Linked DNA regions of Homo sapiens: region 1 is linked to region 2. Evidence: chromatin loops called from intact Hi-C (ENCODE). Cell type or tissue: endothelial cell of umbilical vein. All regions are shown on one strand. Each heading gives the region's core, and the rest is flanking DNA. Links, peaks and the distances in the headings are about the cores only. Region 1 has its middle 110 kb from the start of LINC02554. Region 2 has its middle 140 kb from the start of CPMER.

The links. A loop is a pair of places that touch in the nucleus more often than their neighbours do. Peaks named below come from ENCODE experiments on the same cell type or tissue, not always from the same donor. Only the 100,000 strongest peaks of a DNase experiment are listed, where the experiment ranks them.
Region 1: it touches region 2 in a loop (14-fold over the local background); 4 of 110 quality-filtered maps call a loop at or near these places.

Annotation. Positions count from the first base shown.
Region 1 is chr22:27,418,999-27,421,877 of GRCh38, reverse strand. No RefSeq gene overlaps it. Among named protein-coding and RNA genes, the nearest start is that of LINC02554, 110 kb to the right of the region's middle. In endothelial cell of umbilical vein, for the core only: no CTCF peak of the experiment used is centred there; DNase peaks (open chromatin) are centred at 997 and 2,227; H3K27ac peaks cover 2,483 bases.
Region 2 is chr22:27,575,547-27,578,456 of GRCh38, reverse strand. No RefSeq gene overlaps it. Among named protein-coding and RNA genes, the nearest start is that of CPMER, 140 kb to the left of the region's middle. RefSeq lists enhancers at 1,517-2,017, 2,018-2,518. In endothelial cell of umbilical vein, for the core only: no CTCF peak of the experiment used is centred there; a DNase peak (open chromatin) is centred at 1,116; H3K27ac peaks cover 1,091 bases.

The sequences.
Region 1 (2,879 bases), core at 1-2,500, 160 kb after region 2:
GAAAAAGAAAAAAGAGAAAGTGCTTTAGGTTGTTTCTTGCGCTGGCTGGTGGTTACATGGGTATTTGCTTGATAGTGAATCATTCAATTATGCAAAGTCATATTTTCTGCATTTTGCTGTAGTTTTTAAATGTTTTATAATTGAGAGAATAATAAAGGTTGTGCTATCCTTAGCTCAGAGAATGGACTCTGAGGGCAGGAGTGGAGGTGGGAGGGTTTGAGAGGAGGCTGCTGCAGTCACCACTGCACCGATGGTGGCCTGGACTGCAGTGGGGACCACTGGGATGGAGGGACCAGAGGGATTCACGAGGGACTTAGCAGATAATTTGGCAACCCCCAGTGTGTTCACCAATGTGTTTGAGCTCCTGGCTTTGAACCACTGGCTCCAGGACTTCCTGTTCATAGTCCCTGACATTCAGAACCAGGAGGCCAAATGGGCCTCATTGGGGTGCCCCCAGGACAGAGAATGTGAAGAGCTTCGGAGAATGCCATGGAAAGGCGGCCAGGAAAAGAGATGGGGAAGTTGAGTGCAAAGAGAGAGCGGTGAAGAGGCGGTCCTTTAGAGCTGTCAGCATGGGGCCCCAGGCGCTCCGCGTGCCATAAGCAGCTTCTTTGGATTGTTTTTTGGCCAACACGCACAGGTCGGGTGGTGAGCTGGCCAGGACGACCCGTGCAGATGTGGTTGCAGCTGGAGGGGGGAGGCGTGCAGTGATCAACGAATAGATGAAAACCCAGTCCCCAGGTAGCCCCTCTCCGGCTCCCCAGAGCGTGTTTTCTTGCGTCTTCTTTCCCACCTCCCGGGGGTGGCCGTGGTGTTTTCTGTCTGGCTGGCGATGCCTGGCCGTGCTCGGGAACACAGTCCCCTTCAGAAGTGCCCCCCGAGTCTACCGAGCCATCCAAGCCCTGACAAACTCTTGAGGGAAGCGGGCGTCGCAGGCCCAGCTGTGTAAATGTTTTTGGTTTTCCTGCTGAGGCTAGGGGTTGAGTCCATGCCAAGACAAGCCTCGCTTGAGTTTTCTTTGGCAAGGCGGCCCGGCTCAGGAATGTCAGGCAAACTTTCCAAGTGGGATGGCCTGTTGGTGGGACCTGGGGCTGAAAGCTGAGCCTGGGGTGTACTTTGCCATCATCTAATTACCACATCCCCAATTAGAGTCAAGAAGCTGTGCCCAGGCTGGTCAGATGGGAGCCATTTTCTCGGTGTGCCCTCCCCTTTCCTGGAGGGATCAGGGCTATTTAGGGGGCTTTCTGTGGGCTTCCCCAGTGGGCATGGGTGGGAAAGTGGCATTCAGCATCCTCAGAATGATGGAGCTTTGAAGGGGATGTGCCGACTCCATTCTGGGCCCAGGCTGTGAAATTGGGAGAAGTGGCCACACCATCACTGTGAGGTGTGTGTTTTTCTTCTTCTTGTTTAACTCCATTTGGCTAACTGTGACTTGGAGCTTTCTTGGTGGATCTCATGGAAGAGAAAATCTAGAGCAGGGCTTCCAGATGGAAAATACTCCAGTGGTAGGCAAACTACGTAAATGAATGGAGCTGGCCAAGAGTGAGGCAACAGGGAGCGGCGGGGACTGGGGCAGAATGGGAGCTCATACCCTTTCTAAAGGGGCGGGTGCCTGTAATTTCAGCACTTTGGGAGGCTAAGGCAGGAGGATCACTTGAGTCCAAGAGTTCAAGACCAGCTTGGGCAACATAGTGAAACCCATCTCTACTAAAAATACAAATATTAGCCGGGTGTGGTGTCACACGACAGTAATCCCAGCTACTCTGGAAGCTGAGGCAGGAGAATTGCTTGAACCCAGGAGGTGGAAGTTGCAGTGAGCCAAGATTATGCCACTGCACTCCAGCCTGGGTAACAGAGTGAGACTCTGTCTCAAAAAATAATAAATAAATAACTAAATAAATAAATAAGGGAGTGGGTTCTTCTCAGCTCTAGCAAAGCCCAGCTGCTCTGGGTGAATATAATTCTCATGTGGTCCAAACATCTGAAATTCCAAGAGAGACCCCAAAGTGTATTTTACGCGAAATCTCCCCATCTCTAAATATTGGCAACTAATTAGATTTTTTTAAAAAAATCAATGAAGTGCTGTATTAGCCAAACAAAATACATCTGGGAGCTGGACAAGGTCTCCAGATCACCAATGTGTGACCTCTGGTCTCTGAATTCCTGACCCATAACTGCAAGCCGAGTGGACAGATGGAGACAATGACATCATCCACAACAATAGCAATAACAAAAACCTTTTGTTTCTACTCTGGGCCACCCTAGGTGTCATGCAAGCATTTTGTATGCGGAGCTTCATTGAAATCTCACATCAACCTGATAGGAAGATATCATCACGCCTACTTTATCGACAGGAAAACTAAAATCTCCAAGAAGGGAAGTGACTTGACCAAGGGAACCGATTGGTAAGTGGCAGTGCAAGAATTTGAGCCCGGGTCTGTCTGAATCCCAGCACTGGGCCAGAGTAAAGAGACTCGCCTTGTTCATTGATTCATTCATTCATATATTCAGCAAACATTTATTGAGCTTTTACTGTGTGCCAGCCACTATGCTAAGTTTGCAAGGGTTAAATGAAGGAATACATGTAAAGTGCATGGAGCAGGTAAGAACTGCTTGGTTTCCTAGCTCATATTATTATTATTATTATTACCAACATGGATCAATTTACAGCAGGGTGTGTCCTGCCCAGGCATAGAGGTGGGGTGGGCAAGAAGCTGTAAAATATGAGTAATGTGTAGCTTCTTCTTTTGAAGATGCCCAGCCTCATGGGTCTGAGTTAGAAGCTTCCATATAGGCCCTGGAATTGATCCCACCATTTCTAATCTATGGAATGGGCCACAGTTTGCCCCCAATCAGAGTGATGGGGCAAAGAAGCTTAG
Region 2 (2,910 bases), core at 97-2,596:
CTGTGCCAGGTCCTTACTTATAATATCAAAACCAAGAAGGAGAGAAGCCAGGGGTTGAGATTACCTTCTCTGTGGAATATCCCCCAGTCTCGGTCTTTCATGGCCACCTAGGTAGTTTTTGCCCCATTATTAACCCAACGTCATTCTTTAAATCCACTTTACACTAACTCACTTAAAAAAGATTTTAGCCTCAGCCTTAGCAACAATATCCATGACATCCCAAATTGGAAGTGATGATATTTTTAATACACATAAAAATAAATATTTGAGAATTAAAAACAAAAAGTTTTATGCCTGTGTACCACCATCTCCCAGCCACTGGGGTGTTTAAACCTCTTTTTGGGATTTACTGATCCAGTTCAACCATCTTATTTCATGGGTGGGGAAATGGGAGTGTCACACAGAAAAGTTCAGTGATTTGCCTAAAGCCACACAGCAAACACAGCTGAGACCTCCTGACTCCCGAGCCTGGGGCATTCCCTGCCCCTCAAACAAGTGTGTATGTCAGGAGAGGCGGAGCTCACCCAGGGGTAGGCCCTGCCTGAGTTTGGAAGGAGACCAGGCTCCGCTTCACAGACACCATCTCTGTTAACCCTCAGCGCACCTCTTAAGGAATGCCTTCTTGTTCCTATTTTAAAGTTGAAAGGACTGAGGCTCAGAGAGGTAGAGCAAGTCTCCAGAGGACACACAGTAAGGGGTGGAGCTGGGATTTGAACCCCAGATCTGGGTGCTGTGCATTGGAGAATGTCGCTAAGGACGCGCGGACTTGGTGGAAGGAACACCGCTGTCAGGGGTGACGGTGCGGAGGACACAGGTTGGCTGGGAGCCTTCAGTGTTGGGACCGAACGGCCTTCTTTTCCTCTTAGCCTGAAACATCTATGCTGCTGTACCTTTCCGCTTTCTGGAATAGATTTAGGTTGCAGAGGCCTTTGCTGCAGCTGACGTGCTGCGTATTTTTAACTTGGAGAAGAATGTCCTGGGCTTTCTGAGCCTCCCGCCAGCCGTACCTCCTTGGGACCAGGAATGCAGCCTGCTTCCTGCCTTCAGTAGCCTCTCATTTTCTCCCCAGCCCAGCAGCCCTGTCTTCTCAAGTCGAGACGGCTAAAGGTCTTGGGAATTTTCGTAAAACTCTTAAACCTGGCTGTGAGCCAAAGGGAAACAGCTCAGAGAAGGCTGACGCTGTCTGGGAGATGATAGAAATATGGCATTCCTGCGGCAGGCGATTCCTGAATTTACGGGGGGCGGCATGCAGGCCCATCAACAAGCAGCCGGCCCTGATGGCTGGATCTTTGCGGCACCCAGAGACGCAGCCGGCAGGAAAAGAAGCGGAATAATCGCAGCCAGTTATGCAGCTTTTGCTGTGGGCCAGTGTTCATTGGTCTTCATGGGTTAGCTCCCCAAAGCCTCATGAGCTGAATGGGGTGGGTGCTATTGTTAGTGACCCAGAGAGGTACACTAACTGGTTCAGGGTCACACAGCCAGGAAGTGGTGGGCCTGGAATTCAAGCTCAGTCTTTGCTGCTATACATCCCTGTTACATACACCTAGACACATCCACCTATCCATGTATGTACACACAAGCAAGCACGGACACAATACATGTGTGCATGCAAACACACAGACAACATACACACAAAGACATGGATGCAGCACAAGAACACATATGCATATGCAACATGCATGCACATACAACACACGATGGACACAGTGCTTACACGAACACACGTACACACACGTATACCATGTGTGTGCATGCACTGACTCATAGACACATTCCAAAACCTGAAGCCAAAGTGCTTACCTGGCTATCTGGAGCAGGGCCAGGACTCTGTCCCTCAGACCCTGGGAGCACCAGCTTCCTTCCTCCCTTCCCTCCCTTCCCACAGATGTTTGCTGTGGTTCCGGCCAACTAGCCAGATGTGCGCCACGGCCCAGGATGTCTCAGAGACCCAGAGGCTGAGGGGGTTGCCAGACTGCCCCCAGATGTCTCCGTGACACCATCCGGCCCCAGGCTAAGAGGAGCCAGACCCTTGAAAGGGACCCATTGCTCTGCAAGGTTGCTGGGCTCTCATGGTGCGGGGGGCAGTTTGCCACGAGAGCTGAATTTTGTGGTCCAAGCAGGAATTCTAAGGCTGAGTCCAGTTTGAAGCTACCACGAGACTGGGGGCTAGCCCTCTGCCCTTCCTGAGCCTTAGTTTCCACTGCGTGCAATGGGGACAGCCAGGCCAGGTTGGCCTCTCGAGGGTGTCTTGGGGACTGAACACATTTAAAATGGAAAGGAATCTTAAAGATATCTTTAGTTCTCAATTTGCTGATGGGGAAACTAAGGTTCGTATCACACTGAGAGTCAGTGGCAAAATTGAGCTTGGAAACCGGCTCCTACAAATCTTGGCTGGAAATGTCTCATATTTAACTTAACCAGCTTCTTCATCGGCAGCATGTAGCGGAACACAGGAATGAAAAGATTGTTCTGTCTTCTTGCTAGCAGGCCTGTTCTGACATTTCCTTTTTGCCCTAAGACATTTTTCTCTGGGGTTACTGATGAACAAAATGGAATTTTTTCTGAGACGCATCCAGTTGGTCCAAATACCAGTGCCCCCAAATATAACATTTACTTCTCCCAAACCCCGGGCTTTGGTCTGTTTCACCCCAGACTCCCCAGTCCAGATTTCAGAGGCTTGGGGTCAACGGCAAGGACATTGCATTATAGTGCCCCGTACTGATGCGACTATAGGCTGGGTTTGGGCTGTCTCTCTCTTCTCAGGGAGGTGGCAAGGAGGGAGAATGTCAGTGTCAGGAGTATGGGCTTCCGAGTGAGGCAGATGTGAGCTCAAATCCCCGCCAGGTCTCTCACCAGCTGAGTGACCTTGGGCATGTTTCTTAACCTCTCTGAGCCTCAGTTTTCTCATCT